Linked DNA regions of Homo sapiens: region 2 is linked to region 1. A link is an interaction called in ENCODE POLR2A ChIA-PET data of the cell type or tissue named here. Cell type or tissue: Panc1. All regions are shown on one strand. Each heading gives the region's core, and the rest is flanking DNA. Links, peaks and the distances in the headings are about the cores only.

Region 1 (8,338 bases), core at 15-8,014:
AATTAAAAAAAATTCTTAGGAAACTCTAGTAATGGAAAAAGAAAATTTAAAAACATAAATTTAAAATTCATCAACCTAGAAGAACTATTAATTAACATTTTGATTTTAGTCTTTGCTCTCAGGCCCTATTTCTTTTAAAACCGATGACGATAATGATAATAACAAATACCTCAATGTTTCCTGGCACTTTATTATGTGCCAGGCATTGTTGTGTGCACTTTACATGTATCTACACATTTATAAAAATTTCCATAGTAAAGACTATTGTTATCCCTATTTTGCAGATGAGGAAACTGAGGTACGGAGAGGTGAGATTCTTGCCAAAGGTTACTAGCTAAAAAGCGGCAGAGCCAGTGCGGCTCCAGAGCCTACTACCCCTTATCTACTGGGACATATGCCTCTGGACGTATACATAGAAATTTCACATGAGTAATTAAACAAGACTGGAACTGTTTGCTCCAGCAAGGATAAGACTCAGATGACAAAGTTAGATATAGAAATAAAATTTCCTAACAATGACACTTGTCAAATTCCGGAGGTAAGGGAGATTATAGATTCTTCTGCTGCACGGTGTTGTTATTTCTCGGTTCTGGTTAATGCCACACAGTCTATGCTTAGCAATACAACAATTCGAAAGGACTCCTTAAGAACACACTCACTTGGGACTCCTGTGGCATACAGTAGCTGCAGCTGAGCGCCTTCAGCCCACCCTCAATGGTGGAATCTGGTAGGGTTTGTTCATTGCTTTCAGGAACAACTGTCTGCACACCCAGAAGGGCTGTCTGACCATCTGTGAGGAAACTGGGTCTTCATAGAAGGACAAATAGTTGGTACAGTAGGAAAACCAGCCCCTGGAGGCAGATGACTTATGTAGACCCTGATGATATTTACCCGTGGTTCCCTTATTTCTTAAAATGGGAGTAACAGTATCCATCTTATAGAGTTATCATAGAAAGTGAAAGAAGATAACGTATAACAAATGTCTAGGACTGTGGCTGCTACCTACCTATCAGAGAGTGCATAAGTAGCAGTTTTTTTGGTTATTAAAAGGCATAGCATAGTATGGATTTTGAATTTCCTGGTCAGTGAAATGAGAGGGGGGCATGGGACAGTGGGAGGACTGACATATGATTGCCAATGTTTAATACTTACAAGTATTTATTTTTCTATTTACTGTAACAATGAACCTAGTTTAAGGAAATTATTTACTGCCACCAATTATTTCACAGAAGAAATGGAACTATAATAGTGTCTCACAATAAAAGTTGGCATAACAAAAACTCAACTGTTTGTTCTTACTCTTCTCATTTTACCACTAGTGAAAACTGGTTCTGATTCACAAACTGGCCTTTGGGAACCTTGTGTAGTGTGTCAAAAGAGCAAACTAAGTTCACATCCTAATTCTGTTCCTTTCTACAATATGTGAATCTGGATAGTTTACTTAACTTCACTAAGCACAGTTTGCCTCACCTGTAAAAGGGGGATAGTGATGCCTCCTTCACAGAACTGTTAAGGATAAAATCAGATAAGATGTACAATACATGATTGAGGGTCACATATGCACTTAAGGCTCAAAGAATGCAGCTGGTAGAGTTATCATTGACAGATAAGGTGTTGCATTCAAGTGTCTGACACTAGAGCAAAAATCTATGTTTAAAGGCACAAGCATGTTATTAAAGAGAAACATATAAGCAACTCCAAAGCTATTCTTTGGTTTGGTAAAAACGTTACCCATGCTGGCCTTGAAGAGGTCGTAGGACAAAGGCAATGAGTCAACTGTACAGAAATAAACTTATGCACACAAAAAGAACCAAGATTTTTAAAAATTCTCTTTGTAGCATTATTCTAGCTCAGATCCTAAATCTGTTAAGTCCAAAGAATCTATAGGAAATTCAATCACTTTATTCTGAAAGAATAAGCACTTGATTAAAAGCTGAAGAACAGTTTAGACATTGAGATTTTGCTACACTAATTTCAGGTCAGGGCCCGAGTTTATCACCAGTAAGTAAAATGTGCTGAGAAAGAGGAATGAGAGAACAGAGAAAAGAAAAAGAGATAGAGAAGTAAAAATATAAATGCAAGGTACTATGAGAGAAGATACTTTCTTCAGTGCCTAAAAATTTACAGCAAATTTTCAAGGACATTTTTCTCACAAGTCTTGAAAACTCTATACTGTTGAATTTTCAGACATTGTAGTAAGAACAATTAGAATATAACAGAATGTTTCCTGGGCAAAATGAAGGAGAAAAAAGAATGAGTTTTTAAAAAAAGCTTAAACATCTAGCCATGGCATATGTAAGAATAAACCTGTTTTTATTTTAAAAATTACATTTCTATAGCTTACAGATCTTGCATTGGCATTCCTGGTCTATTTACTCTTAGGAATCATTCTGACAGTGCATTTAAGCTTTCCAGATGTTTTACCTGTCATTCTACCAAAGACTACATTTAAAATGTAAAATATGATAGCAATGATAGGTGGCAATGATTCCCCAGGCTAACTCGAAAGTAACTCTAACAAAAATATGCATATCAGATAATATTGTGTGAATGGTCCTGGCTAGGTCAACTGCATTTAATACTGTCTGCTTTGTTTATACTACAGATTAGTTACAAAAGACCTCTTAGCAGCTCCACGCATAAGGAAGTTAACCATACTCATACTGGAAGGATAAACAAAATTCACTTTCTGAAGGAAACAATCTGAGTGCGTGTGTGTGTGTGTGCGCGCGCACGCGCGCATGTGTGTGAATGGGGGCAAATATAGGTAGTGTCGGGGAGAGAGGAAATTATTTGATTTGAGATTGTCAAACAGAATGGGTGTTAATCATCTATGCCATTCCTTCTTTTCTTTTCCTTTTTCTTTTTTTTTTTTTTTTGAGATGGAGTCTCACTCTGTCACCCAGGCTGGAGTGCAGTGATGTGACCTCGGCTCGCTGCAACCTTTCGCCTCCCAGGCTGAAGTGATTTTCATGCCTCAGCTTCCCAAGTAGCTGGGATTATTAGCTACTGCACCTGGCGAATTTTTTTTGTATTTTTTAGTAGAGGTGAGGTTTCACCATGTTGGCCAGGCTGGTTTCGAACTCCTGGCATCAAGTGATCTGCCTGCCTCGGTCTCCCAAAGTGTTGGGATTACGGGTGTGAGCCACCACACCTGGCTTATGCCATTTTTTTTATAAGCACTTTGCCAGCATATACAATGCAGCGGAGGAGCCAAGGTAAAGTAGTAACATATCCTGTAAATTTTTGTCAGTGGAGCTCTTAAGCTATAACTTTGTTACATTCCTGAGGCATTGTTCATATACTTTTAGAAACAAATGTACAATTAGTGATCAATCATTAACTCTTCAGAGGTAAAAGGAAATAGAATCATGATTTCTTTTTATTCTGACTGAATTTTGAAAATCTTAATTTTCATTTTTACAGATTGCCGACAGTTTGAACGAATAAGACTTTCTGCTCAAAGGTATAGAAAAAATACACACACAGACACACACATAAATACACACATATGAAGAGAGACATTTAAGTCTCCTAGTGATACTGTGACACTTTAAGACAGCCAATTATAATAATCAAATTTTGTGAAAGTCAATGAAAAGACCCATTTATTGGACCCAGTTACAACATAAATGGTCACTTGTTTCATGACCATTTTCATTATTATCTGAATTCCACTGTATTTAAACTCTGTCTACAGAGTTAGGAAATGAACAGTTTGTCCCTGGATGGCTCTCCATCACATGTCAGGATCGAAGAAAAATTACTTTCCAGGAAATCAGCCAGAGCTGTGTTCTGATGTCGAGTTTTACTATTATAATTTTGAATGAACCAATTTTCTCCTTTGTTTTCTTTCTTTTGGTAACATGGCATGCTTACATGAAGAGCAATTTCTTTTCGGTTGAAGCAGTTGCTGTCTCACTAAATTACATATTATATGTCAATGTTTTTGCACACCTTAGTTCTTTTCAAAATTTGTTTGTAATGATTCCATATACCATTTTCTATTTCCCTATTTTTTTTTCCAAACAGGTGGGCATTATAGCCATTTAACTCGTATTTTTTATTAGTTATTTGTTTTTCTGGTGTCCCTTTTAATGACCAGCAAGGACTAACTGGAGTTGTGGAATCTTCAATAGCTGCTTTGAGAATCCGTTAATTTTGTGAATTTCCATAGTACATTTTTATGCATACGTCCTCTACTACACTAAAGTACTCTGAAAGTGAGGATAAAATTGGTTTCATTTCAGGATCCCCGGCCCTGGCATACAGACATTAAATATTTACTAAGGAAATGAATAAGCAGAAGAAAGAAGAGAAGAAAGGAAAGAAGGAAGGAAATAGATGTTTATCTTATTTGAAGTTAATAAAATATTAAAAAGCATGAGTGGTAGATGATTATTTAGTGGCTGCTGGATTTTATAAACTTAATTTTTGTTGCTTACTTATTTTGATTTCTCCAATTCCTTTTGGTCAGTTTTACAGATAATCAAGTGGCCATACGCACAGATCTTGGTATCAATGGAACACTGGTTTCACCTGTCTTCACAACAGACCATACGTAAAATGGCTCAAATGATGAGCCGTGCCAAGCCATTTCTGTTCACTTTACAAATTTAAGAACAATCAAGGTTTAAAAAATTTTAAAAATAACCTGCAATCTTTCTTTTAAATAAAGCAACTCCTTGGTTTGGTATACTACAGAATATTTAACTATTTTCAGTCACACAGAATTTATCATATGAAAATAAGCTTATGTTATATGCAGGTAAATGCTCACACTTCACAAAGAGGACATTCATTTCTTTTATAGATTTGTGAAGGTGACAGATGAGTACAAGATTCAATAACATAACATTTCCTAAATCAGAAACGCTTGTTGACACACGATATAGCTATGCAGTTTTGGTAAGAAGAAGAGTAAGAGAATGTGGCTTTTCTTTCTGAAACACAAGCTCACAAGGGCTGGAAGTGAAAGCCATATGAATGGGAGGGTTGTAACAGGGAAAGCAAAATCAGAGCATTCAATAAAAGGCTTTGGTACATAAACCCTGCCTCTACTTCTCTAGAGAGAGCTTTTCCATGAGATAACCAAAATAATGAAGCAGAGAGGTTGGCAAAATGTTTGTGCCTTTTCAAGTCCAAAATACATTGTATATCATACGCGGCAGTAATTAGAAACTAAAACCACTGCATTTGGTCCCCAGAAAACCTGCCACGTTATGGCATTGGTTGAAAATATCTGAATATCCTGGCTGATACCAAGATCCCAGCTGTGCCTAGTGAAAAACATTGTCATGCATATGAACAGGTGGACTTAAGCATACCCTTGGTTCAGATGTAGCAAGGTGATGTCCATCTGGGAATTTTTATTTCTGTTCATACTCTAGACACATCCCAAAAGAAGATGAGTCAGTGATTGACTGAGTTTGCCTACAAAGAGAACCCCATGTAGATTTCACCAGAGTAATTTTCTTCCGTAGGCTTCTGAAACAACCACGTTATTATGATTTCCCTACAGAAAGCCCAGTCAAAGGTTGCAGAAGTTGTTTGTGCTTCACCCTCTCTAAATGACTTGCAAATTTATTCAAACACAATATGAGAAGATGCTTTATTTGTTGAAATAACTGTCTGCAGTGTCCCGCACTAAAGGGTGAGGTAGATCAAGCAGAAACATGGACAGAAATACATTGGTTTCGAAACCCATAAATCCTTATTTGAATCTGCCAACCTGAAAGCCACGTAGAGCCCGCATAAACTATTTTTCCTAAATGCTACATCTGATTAAGCCATACCATTAAATGACAGCTGAACTTTAACATTAATATGATATTATTTAAATAACCACATCATTTTTTTTACACTAAAAATGATGAATGATTTCTGGACAGCTCAATTGACATAAAGCAGGAGGACTCTTTAATGAGATTTGACAAAATGGAGACATATGCAGAATATTCGTTACAGCTCACGACGCAGGAGCCCTCCCAGGGAAGCAACAGAGGTTTTTCCCTCCCCTTCCTTTCTTTTTTATTGTCTATAGGCACTGAAGCATTCCTTTCAATTGCTACTACCCTTCTCTCTGAATTCTGAGTTTTTCTTAGGCCATTTACATAGTACTCTTAATCACAGAATTTGATGGCTTATGATTCTGAGTTGGGAGTCGGGTTCAAGGAAATGAGGGGAAATGTCACATTATACTAGCCTTGGCTGGAAATGTCCCAGGAACTTTAGGCTTGCTACTGGTCAGGCTGCTTAGAAAATGTTATCAGCCTTGAAGACCAAACCACTAGACATTTGATTGGTTCTTATGCAATAAGTCTGTAACACGGCAAACATACTTTTAGCAAACTATTGTATATGGATATGTGATCAGACAAGACTTTAGTTATTTTTAGATGGTTGTCTCTATAGTATCAACTATAAAGATTTCCTTCTTAAAAATTCCAGTTAAGCCATTCCAGAGGCCATTCTCAATGTTTCTCGTTCACTTTTCTATCCACAGTTCCAAACTGACAGTCGTGCTAGATGATATTTTTATGTGGTAGATTCTGAATGTGAAATAATTTCGTGCTGAATGTACTTATAAGAACATTACCTACATTCATTCATCTATTTTCTCATACTATTTAGCATATTTTCCATCAATCAAGGTAGAGTTACACATATAAAACATGAACATTTGTTTCTTAGCACATATTATTCAGATAATCTTGACGTTTTATAAATCATCTTTAAGTATATACATAAAACGGAAATGTTTCCCCAAACAGCGTCACTTAAAGAAATGAAAACAAGGCAACAGAGAGCAAAGCTAATGGCAAATGTGCTCCTGAAAATGGTAGGTCTGCATTCCCTCCATAAGAAGAAGGCCATCGAAATAGAAAATAAAATCAGCCTGCTGCTGCCCATGGGGCCTTCCTCAGGCTATGAAAAAATACTTCATGTCTAACCCTAATTTTTTCCATAGCTTGAGGTTACCCCCCTAGCTCAAGCCTTCTCTCTAATCTGTGTTAGTATGTGTCCCTGTCCAAACAAGAGTTAACATCAGTGCTCTGTTATTTCAAATGGGTCCTGCACAGGGTACTAAGAGCAGAAGCTCAAAAGCATGTAATATGCCCCATTGCAATTGAATGAAAACATAGTATTTTAAAAAAACACACAGAGAGAAAGATATGTCCCTACCTTGCTCTTACCTTCGCAACATCCCTGTCAGAATCCTGGAGCTTTTTCCCAAATTAGCATCTGTTTCCCGAAGCTACAAGAAGAAACAAAACAAAACAGAAGTTCATGCAATTAGATTATTTCTAAAGTGCATGGCAAGCGACAATTTATTTCATGATAGAAAATCCAAACAATAAAAATGTTCAAATACACAAAAATAAATACATTCTGACAGCTACACAAACTTGGAAAATTCTTAAATTTGGAGAATGACACGTGAGAGGTAATCTTGGGAGCTTTAAGCTGGATACTAGAACTGGACATAAAAGCAAAGCACAGGCTGAAAAAGTTTCATATACATTTGGTAATTCATCTCCAGCTTATGAATGTGCAAAGTCCTAAAAACATATAAACAAAAATAAAATGAAGTGAGGAAAGATGACCACCAATAATTCTATAGTTTTCACTCTAAAAGATGAACATACTCCAAAATCTCCCTCAGTGACCTTCTCCTCTATAAGAAGTAAATAAAATACCTACCTGGGAACATTCTGGAATGGGGACATAGAGTCAGCTGCTATTTGCTCCATCTCACCCTCTTCCTTTTCCTTTCCACAGACCTTATACCCTCTTTCACCTTACACACATATATCTACCTAATTGCTATTGTTTATGTCCCAATGCCTTTCATTTATGTCTTCATTTACTGAATATGTGAAAAAACTGTATCAATTGTACTTACTCTTTCACGTGCTCGCTGTATCTTTTCTCTGTCATGACTAAGGTTTTCCAACATCTCCTGACCAATTTGCTCTACGGAAAAGAAAATTTGAGTGAGGAAAAATGACTTGGAGTGCATATGAGAGTAAATCTCAGAAATACTAAAATGGCATAAAATGTTAAAGTTGCATGCATGCATTATACATCAGACACATATTTCAATTCATGTATTTGAAAAATATAAACAGTATTTGATAAATTTATCTATTTATCTTAGGCATAATTAGATATTTGACCTATAGAACATAACCAACATGAAAATAATGATTTAGAGATGATGTCTTGTCCAGGCCACTCCAGCAAATATCAGCAAAGGTGGAGAAGATCTGAGGTCCATTAGTCTATTTTGTCATCATGGAATTTAGCTGTTGGTTTTTACAGGTTACTAGTAATG
Region 2 (8,338 bases), core at 327-8,326, 240 kb before region 1:
CCTACAGGTACTCCTGTGTTCTGCTCTGTTATCTCCTCAGCTCAGTCTCTGCCAAAGAGAAGTGCTATGCTCTTCATTTAAACCACACACATGGCCAGATGCAGTGGCCTGTAATCCCAGCAATTTGGGAGGCCAAGGCAGGAGGATCACTTGAGCCCAGGAGTTCAAAACCAGCCTGGGCAACATAGAGAGATGCTGTCTCTGCAAAAAATAATAATAATTTTAAAATATTAGCTGGGTGTATGCCTGAAGTCCTAACTACTCAAGAGGCTGAGGTGGGAGGATTGCTTGAGCCTGGGAGGTCAAGGCTGCAGTGAGCCATAATTGCACTACCTCACTCCAGCCTGGGTGACAGAATGAGACTCTGTCTCAAAATAAAATAAACTGCACACATTTATGGAGTGTCTGCTCAGTCCCAGATATTGAACAGGTACTGAGGATGCAAACACTGCATTCCACCTCAAACAGGATGGACCATGGAAAGCTTGTGTTAGATTTGTGAACAGAGACAACCATGTGCAAACATCCAGGTGGACACCGTCCTTTCAAAGAAAGTAAGACATTGATTCCAGGTTTGTGCCATGTTCTGCAACTCCCGAAAACCTCATCAGGAGTCATCATTTTGTTTTGTTTTGTTTTAACCTATGGAGGCATTACTCACTTCTGTCCCCAGCCTGATTCAGCCACAGAGCTGATCCTCCCGCTCTAAAAGAGCAAAGCTTGGTCACCACTGAGGAATGTCAAAAGGAGTAGTGCTCGTACTCAGGACCATTTCCACTCTCTCCTTGGCTCTGGTGTGTTTCCTGTGTCTCCTCGTTTGTTATCATCTGTTCTTTCCTCCATGTCACTTACTTCTTCGGGATCTTCGGTCCTTAGGTCTTCGGGGCTAAAGAGGTAGCTGGTTCTTGGATGGCCTCAAGACTCTGGCCAAAGGCAACCTCACACTGACATTTCTTTTGTGCCCCTCCCCATCTTACTAGACAGTAAATGAAAACAGAGGACTTCCAAGACCAAGAAAGTCGAATCAGATCAGAGGGGCCATCTATGCCAGGCAAACAACTCCTCGATCAACAGACACACATACAAAATAGAATAGGAGCCACATGGGACTTTTTACATAGAAGTGAGCCCCCATTATTTTATAATCCCAAACAGAATCAAAGGAACAGAGAAGGAAGATAAACAGACACTGGCCCAGCTCTGACATCTAGTAGTTGTGTGTCTTTGGACAAAATTCCTAACTTTTCTTACACTCAACTTTCTTATCTGTAAAATAAAGATAATCAGTGTATCTACCTCATACTGTTGTGAAGATGCAATGAAATAATACATAAAGCACATAGCTCAGTACCTGATACCCAGTAAAAGCTCAATAAATGGGAGCTATTTATCGTCATCATTGTCATCATCATCATCACATCATTGTCATTTCATCATCATCATCTTTTCCAAGTTCATATATTGCATCCTCTTAGTGCCTTGAAGGTCTTGCATTTTGTACTTGCGATCAAAAGGGTTAACTCCCTGGAAGGTGCCTTCTAGTTCCTGGTAGAATGCACCTCTTAGAGCTGGATCAAATGACTTCAGGATTTTTCTTTCCAAGCCAGTGGTTAGGGGCTCTGACTGCTCCACCTACCCCAGAAAGGGGTGGGAGCCCATTCAGGGAGGAGCCAGGTGGAACTGGATTTTCTCCCCTTTGCTTTAACCCAGTATTTCTTATAGTTCTTTGTCCTCCCAAACAAAGCAAGAGGAAAACTTCCCCAACTTGTAAATACTATGGCTATAAACCCAGGTTATGGCAATGTGCTAAGTGACTTTCATCTGAGGAGGGCACAGAGCCCCTGTGCCCACGACACTGCCTGGCACAGAGGGGCATGCAGTAAATATTGTTGAGCAGATGAATGAAATGAATGAATGAGTGGATGAGCAGAATGAATGCAAGGCCTCTTTCCAGTCCAGAGAGTCATTTCATCTCCCATAGAGGCTAAGCCATGGGTCCTACTTCTCTCTTCCTGTTCTCTCTTCTCCACCAGCCTTTCCTTGTTTGCTACTGAGGCTAGGTAGGGGCTTGTAAGAGTTCTACCATCAATGGCTATTTCCCCTAAGCCTGAGAAATAGATCTATTCAAAGCAAATAATTGGACGGGCACCTATCAGATTATGCCAGATAAATAGTACTGAAGAGATCTCAGGTGATTAAGTATCAACAGCTGTATACAGGACTACTTAATGCATTACTCAATCTCTGTCAATTGAAAATGCCAATGAATGCATCTTGTGAAGGAGACAACCTCCTTTCTTAGACTGAAGCTCAGATGGGTAAGGTAAGGCGAATAATGGAAGGTTCTTATATATCAACTACATTTAGGACAAAGTCTTTCCATCTCTTTTGAGGACTCATGTCTGGGGCCTGAGAGATTAGAATATTAGCAGAGATCTGTCACAAAATGCATCAAGCTGGCTTGTTCTACAGCCAGTTTTTTTTTTTTTTTTTCATGAAACAGGCAAAAAACAAACAAACAAACAAAACAACAAAAAACTCTGCAGGCAAGCCGTCACAGATAGTGGACATTGCTTTGGTTGGAGAAAGCTCTGACTTAAGCACTTTCCTAGATGTAGAATAACATAATGCGCTTTGGGGAACACATTAAGCCTCTCCTGTTCCTTGGTAGCTGCTCTAGATTTGCATTATGCAATTCTGGATTGATATGTTAAGGACTTAATGACCCCTGTCTCCTTTGCAACATCTGAACTGCCTTATTTATGCTTACGGCTAGATGGCTCATTGTGTATGGAAACACCCTCCTCTCTTTGAATAAAAGTAAAAACAGCCAAATTAAGGAGGCTGGTTAACATTTTTCCAGGAATAATGTCAGCTGGGAATCCTAAACTGTAGATTCTTCATATATAAAATGACTATAATGATAGAACTGTGTATTTTTAGTTTACAAAGTATTTTCATACCCATTTTTTTTCATTTGGTCTTTAAGGAAATGTTGGGGGAAGGATAACTCCCCTTATCAGTGCCATTTATGGAGAAGGCAACTAAAGTTCAAAATGGGTAAAGGGGGTGCCGGGCATGGTGGCTCATGCCTGTAATCCCAGCACTTTGGGAGGCCAAGGGGAAAGGATCACATGAGCCCAAGAGTTTGAGACCAGCCTGGACAACAGACCCCGCTCTCTACAAAAAATAATACAATTAGCTGGGTGTGGGTGTGTACCTGTAATCCCAGCTACTTGGGAGGCTGAGGCAGGAGAATCACTTGAGCCCAGGAGTTTGAGGCTACAGTGAGCTGTGATCATGTCACTGTACTCCAGCCTGGGCAACAGAGTGAGACCCCATCTCAAAAAAAAAAAAAAAAGAATTAGCAAAGGAACAGAAAGCAGAAATGGGTGACTCCAAGTCTCATGCTCTTAATTTACTCTTTTTTTAAAAAAAAATCTAAGCGCAGACATAAAATTCCATTGTGGCAAAATAAGTGTAGTAAAAATACATTATCACCCTCTTTTTATTTATTTACTTTTTTTTTTTTTTTTTTTTTTTGGAGACAGGGTCTCACTCTGTTGCCCAGGCTGGAGTTCAGTGGCATGATCATGCCTCACTGTAGCCTCTAACTCCTGGGCTCAAGGTATCCTCCCACCACTGCCTCCCAATTAGCTGGGACCACAGGCATGCACCACCATGCCCGGCTAATTTTCTTCTTCTTCTTCTTCTTCTTCTTTTTTTTTGAGAGATGGTGTTTTGCTTTGTTGCCCAGGCTGGTTTCGAACTCCTGGGCTCAAGTAATCCTCCTGCCTCAGCCTCACGAAGTGCTGGAATTACAGGCATGAGCCATAGTGCCCACCCTCATTTTTTACCTTCTCATAAGGTGGTCATGACTATAAAAATCACCTGGGAGCCTTGGCCCTCACCCCCAGAAACACAGAAAGGTTGGAAGAGTGCCCAGGAACCTGCAGGTTGGTTTAATAAGCTCTGGCTGGTGATTCTCTGGGAAGTTCCTTGGGTAATATTCGGAAAGAGTTATATACCAGGCTTTTTCTTTGCTGACATGATTCAGGACAAACCAAGAATATTTAGTCTCCTCTTATCCTATCTCTAAAACAACCACCTCTGAAGACCAAATCTTGCTTATTCCTGAGATTTTTTTTTCCAGCAATTCATAGATAGTGACTGTCTTGAAGCTCTAGGCAAATTCAAACGTCAACTCTGTTGTGTTGTCTTACAGTGAGCGAGTGACTAAGAGACAAACAGCTTGAACACTCTCCATTCGGGGAACATTTACAAACATACTCAAGAATTCCACCCTGAACAACTGAAATTTCAGACTGTGGGTTGAAATATTGAGACTTTTCACGAGCAAATGTCTGTCTGAATTTTTCTTTACTAGTTATGCTGGAAATTCTATGGCCAGATGTCTATTTTCAGCAAGCAATCATGAACTCTAGAAAGCTTAAGCTGTGTGTGATATGAGTTACTAATTTACTAGATCAATTACCAAAGGGTTACAGTGGTCAGTCAAGAGAAATATGACAGCTAAATTCCACTCTGACTCCAGCCAGACATTTTTACAGGCCTCATTTCTAAGAGCCTGAGAAATTCTGCAGTTCCACTTTCACTGATTCATAAGTCCCTTCTCAATTACCCAGGGAGGGTGGTTACTGACCATCAGCATGCCCTTCCAACTCTGTTTAATAGTTACTTTAAATCATGGTTACTGTGCTTTTAGTTGTGGTTTTAATGTACTTAAAATGGCAGCTCTATGAATGAAAATAGATCCTTGCCTTTGCAGGGTACAGCGGCACTTCCCAACCGTGGCTAAGACCAGAATCACCTACGGGGCTAAGATCAGAATCACCTACGGAGCTCACATGTTAGAGACCCACCCCAGACCTAGTGACTCAGAACCTCCCGCGACGGAGCATGGGTGTGTTTGTTTATTTGTCCTTACTTTTTTTTTTTTTTAAAGAGCTTCCTGGGAGTCCCCACCCCACTAGCCCTCCCCCACCCTCACCCTTAGGAACCACTGATATATTTTTTTGCTTTTCATGGTAATAAGATCTACCATATGTGAAGGTCTCTCATGTGCTGGGGGCTTTGCCTGTAACACACCTAATTCTTCTAACAACTCTGTAGGTTAGGAATTATTACCTTGCACATATTACAAATGAGGCAACCTCCACCCAGAAAAATTTAAGCAAAATTGTCCTGAGCTACTAAATCCAAATCTCTGCTCTTTCTACATGAAAATCCATCATTATGTGAGAGGCTCAGGGAATCAGCAAGATGAATTAGTTTGCTTAGGAAAGTAGTAGATACATCATTGGATATTTTTCAGAAAAAAAGTCCTTCTCTCCTGCCCTCTGCTTTTTCTTTTCTTTTCTTTTCTTTTCTTTTTTCTTTCTTTGAGAGACGGAGTCTTGCCCTATAGCCCAGGCTGGAGTGCAGTGGTACGATCTTGGCCCACTGCAACCTCCACCTGTCTGGTTCAAGCGATTCTCGTGCCTCAGCCTCCCAAGTAGCTGGGATTATAGGCATGCACCACTATGCCTCGCTATTTTTTGTATTTTTAGTAGAGACGGGGTTTCACCATACTGGGCAGGGTGGTCTCAAACTCCTGACCTCAAGTGATCCACCACCTCAGCCTCCCAAAGTGCTGGAATTACAGGCGTGAGCCACTGCGCCCTGCCTCCTCCCTGCTTTTTCTTATCCCTTGGGTCTTAGATAGCATTTCTTTAGGGGTACTTTTTCTGAGTCCCTAACTCTGGCCAGCTGTCCCTTCTCTGTGTGCCCAGTCCACTCTGTACTGGACTTAACACATATTGTAATGTTTGTCTACTTCTTTGTCTATTCTCCCAGAGGGCAGATATTCAGACTCACCACCAAAGCCCTCACTAGTCATCTAGTTGAGTACCTGCCTCATTTAAATGCTCAATAAATATGTGTTGAATGAATGGATGAGTAGACGGATGGACAGATGAACAGATAGGTGAAAGGATGGACGGATAATTGATTGTGGGCTGAATTAACTGGCAAGGGAGAAAAACGAGGACATGACTAAGAACATTTTGTAATTCTTGGAATAGGAGAATCACACACAAACAGACTTTAGACTCCTCTTAGTCAAAGGGGTGAAGATTCAGGGCAAATGTAATTTTGCGCATAAATATACAGGAAACCTGTCATAACCCCAGGGGAATATTTAGGTTACAAACGAATGAATGATTTAACTCATCTATTGTTATTCAATAGTCATAACAATGCCACCTTGGTTTTATACAAATCTTTTTCCCCCAAAGGGGTTAAGTCACTCAGCAAAGGACAGAGTTTGTGACTTCCCATTTCAAAGAACGTTCTCAACTATCTGGTTATTCCAACTGTCTGAAAAGAAAGAAGGAGGAAGGAAGGGAGAATAAAGACCATCTGTATGGCGAAGTCGGAAGCTCCCTCACCCTATTGCTCCACAGTGGTTCATATAAAGAGAAAAGGTTTTGAAATAATGGCAGGTCTTCAAGAGTAACAAAGGGCACCTTAGGAAATAACGTGAAAACAATAATAGTGCAATGCGGCAAAGACAGTGGCATAAATACAGAGGAAGGGAACATAAAGAGGTCTGGATATTAGAGAAGGAAGCTCCTTGGAGTTACTGCCCTAGGACTTGGGTAGTCCTTGTAAAAGGGAGAGCCTCATATTATGGGCAGGTGTTCAAGAGCAATAAAAGGCAGATTAAGAAAGTTCCAGCCCAGCGCAATGGCTCACGCCTGTAATCCTAACACTTTGGGAGTGTGAGGCGGGTGGATCACTTTAGCCCAGGAGTTCAAGACCAGCCTGGGCAACATGATGAAACCCCATCTTTACCAAAAATAGAAAAAATTAGCCAGGTGTGGTGGTGTGCGCCTATAGACCCAGCTACTGGGGGGACTGAGGCAGGAGGATCGTTTGAGCCTGGGAAGCAGAGGTTGCAGTGAGCCAAGATCATGCTACTGCACTCCAGCCTGGGCAACAGACCAAGACCCTGTCTTGAAAACAAAAAAAAATCCCAAGCACACTGTGTGCCTACACACACACACCCGCCACACACCCACACCTACACACACCCACATCCACACACACACACATTCACACACACCCACACACACCCACATTCACACACACACACCCACACACACCCACATCCACACACACTCAAAAACCCCACACCCCCCACACACCCACCCCTCACACACACCTACACACCCCCACACACACCCACACACACCCCCTCACACACACATACACACCCCCACACACCCCACACACACCTACACACACACACCTACACACACACACACACACCCGTGCACGCACACACACCCCCATACACACCTACACACACCTACCCCCCCCACACACACACACCCTTACCTTAGTACCCATCTTCATTTCCCGCCCCACTCTTCCTTAATACTGCATAACAAGGAGTTCAATGTCAGATTAAACCCATTTTGAACATGAAAGTAAAGACTACAGCTCCCCCCCAAAACCAGAACATTTTTTCCTCATTATCACCTCATTAAGATGCCCCTAAGGTCCTTAATCTTTATATGACGATATCATACAAGGAACAGGTCCTGCATGCCTGCGATGAAGCATGACTGATATTTAAGCCCAACAACTCTAGAGCATTTGATTGCTTCTGCGTTTATTCAGAATGGCACTTTTATGCGAAGCCATAAAGTGGCGAATTTCCTATGCAGAGCTGAGAGTGTGTGAGTTGGGGCAGGTGGTGTATGAAGGCCTAGGGTAACCTAGAGTAGCTCTAAGCATGGCCACCGGAGCCAAACGGGAGACTACGTGTGACTTCCCTGTAAATTGCTGTATTCATGTTGCCAAATCCCAACGCTACCTCTGAGAAAAGGAAAGGAGGAGGAAGTGACGTCAATGAGGAAAAAAGTCAGATAAAAGCAAATTGTCCCTGACAAATATGAGTCATACACCTTTTAACCAAGTCGTTCTCAGAAAAGGAAGCCATTGTTAGTCGAATTTAACCTCTGAGACTACAAACGCTGCGATGCTTAGGAGATGAAACTTTATGCGGCGATGGAAGGACTCCCACCCACATAAATACACTCTGTACACAGAATCTCCAGTTTTGGCCGTAACCTCAAACTCATCTGCCATTTTGGCCTCTAGAAGGGAAGAAAAAGAACAGCTGTGACTCCAAGTCGAGTGAATGTACCGCTCCATCTCCATCAACTTAGCCCGTTTTTGGATGTGGGTAGTGAGTGATTCCTTAGTCTTATGAATGAATACTGCTAGGTAAATGCATCTTCAATTACCTATACTACCCACTTGTAGTTCT

The links. ChIA-PET counts read pairs that join two places held together with the same protein. Peaks named below come from ENCODE experiments on the same cell type or tissue, not always from the same donor. Only the 100,000 strongest peaks of a DNase experiment are listed, where the experiment ranks them.
Region 2: POLR2A ChIA-PET joins it to region 1 with 10 read pairs; 3 of 35 experiments call an interaction of 5 or more read pairs at or near these places.

Annotation. Positions count from the first base shown.
Region 1 is chr10:112,667,857-112,676,194 of GRCh38, reverse strand. It overlaps VTI1A (vesicle transport through interaction with t-SNAREs 1A), which reads right to left. Exons shown (of 8, transcript NM_145206.4): 6 at 7,907-7,977; 7 at 7,197-7,258. Among named protein-coding and RNA genes, the nearest start is that of MIR4295, 38 kb to the right of the region's middle. In Panc1, for the core only: no CTCF peak of the experiment used is centred there; no DNase peak of the experiment used is centred there.
Region 2 is chr10:112,912,251-112,920,588 of GRCh38, reverse strand. All of the region lies in intron 2 of LINC02935 (long intergenic non-protein coding RNA 2935), which reads right to left. Among named protein-coding and RNA genes, the nearest start is that of LINC02935, 25 kb to the right of the region's middle. RefSeq lists a silencer at 4,782-4,982 and an enhancer at 7,028-7,528. In Panc1, for the core only: no CTCF peak of the experiment used is centred there; DNase peaks (open chromatin) are centred at 678 and 4,728; H3K4me3 peaks cover 381 bases; H3K27ac peaks cover 745 bases.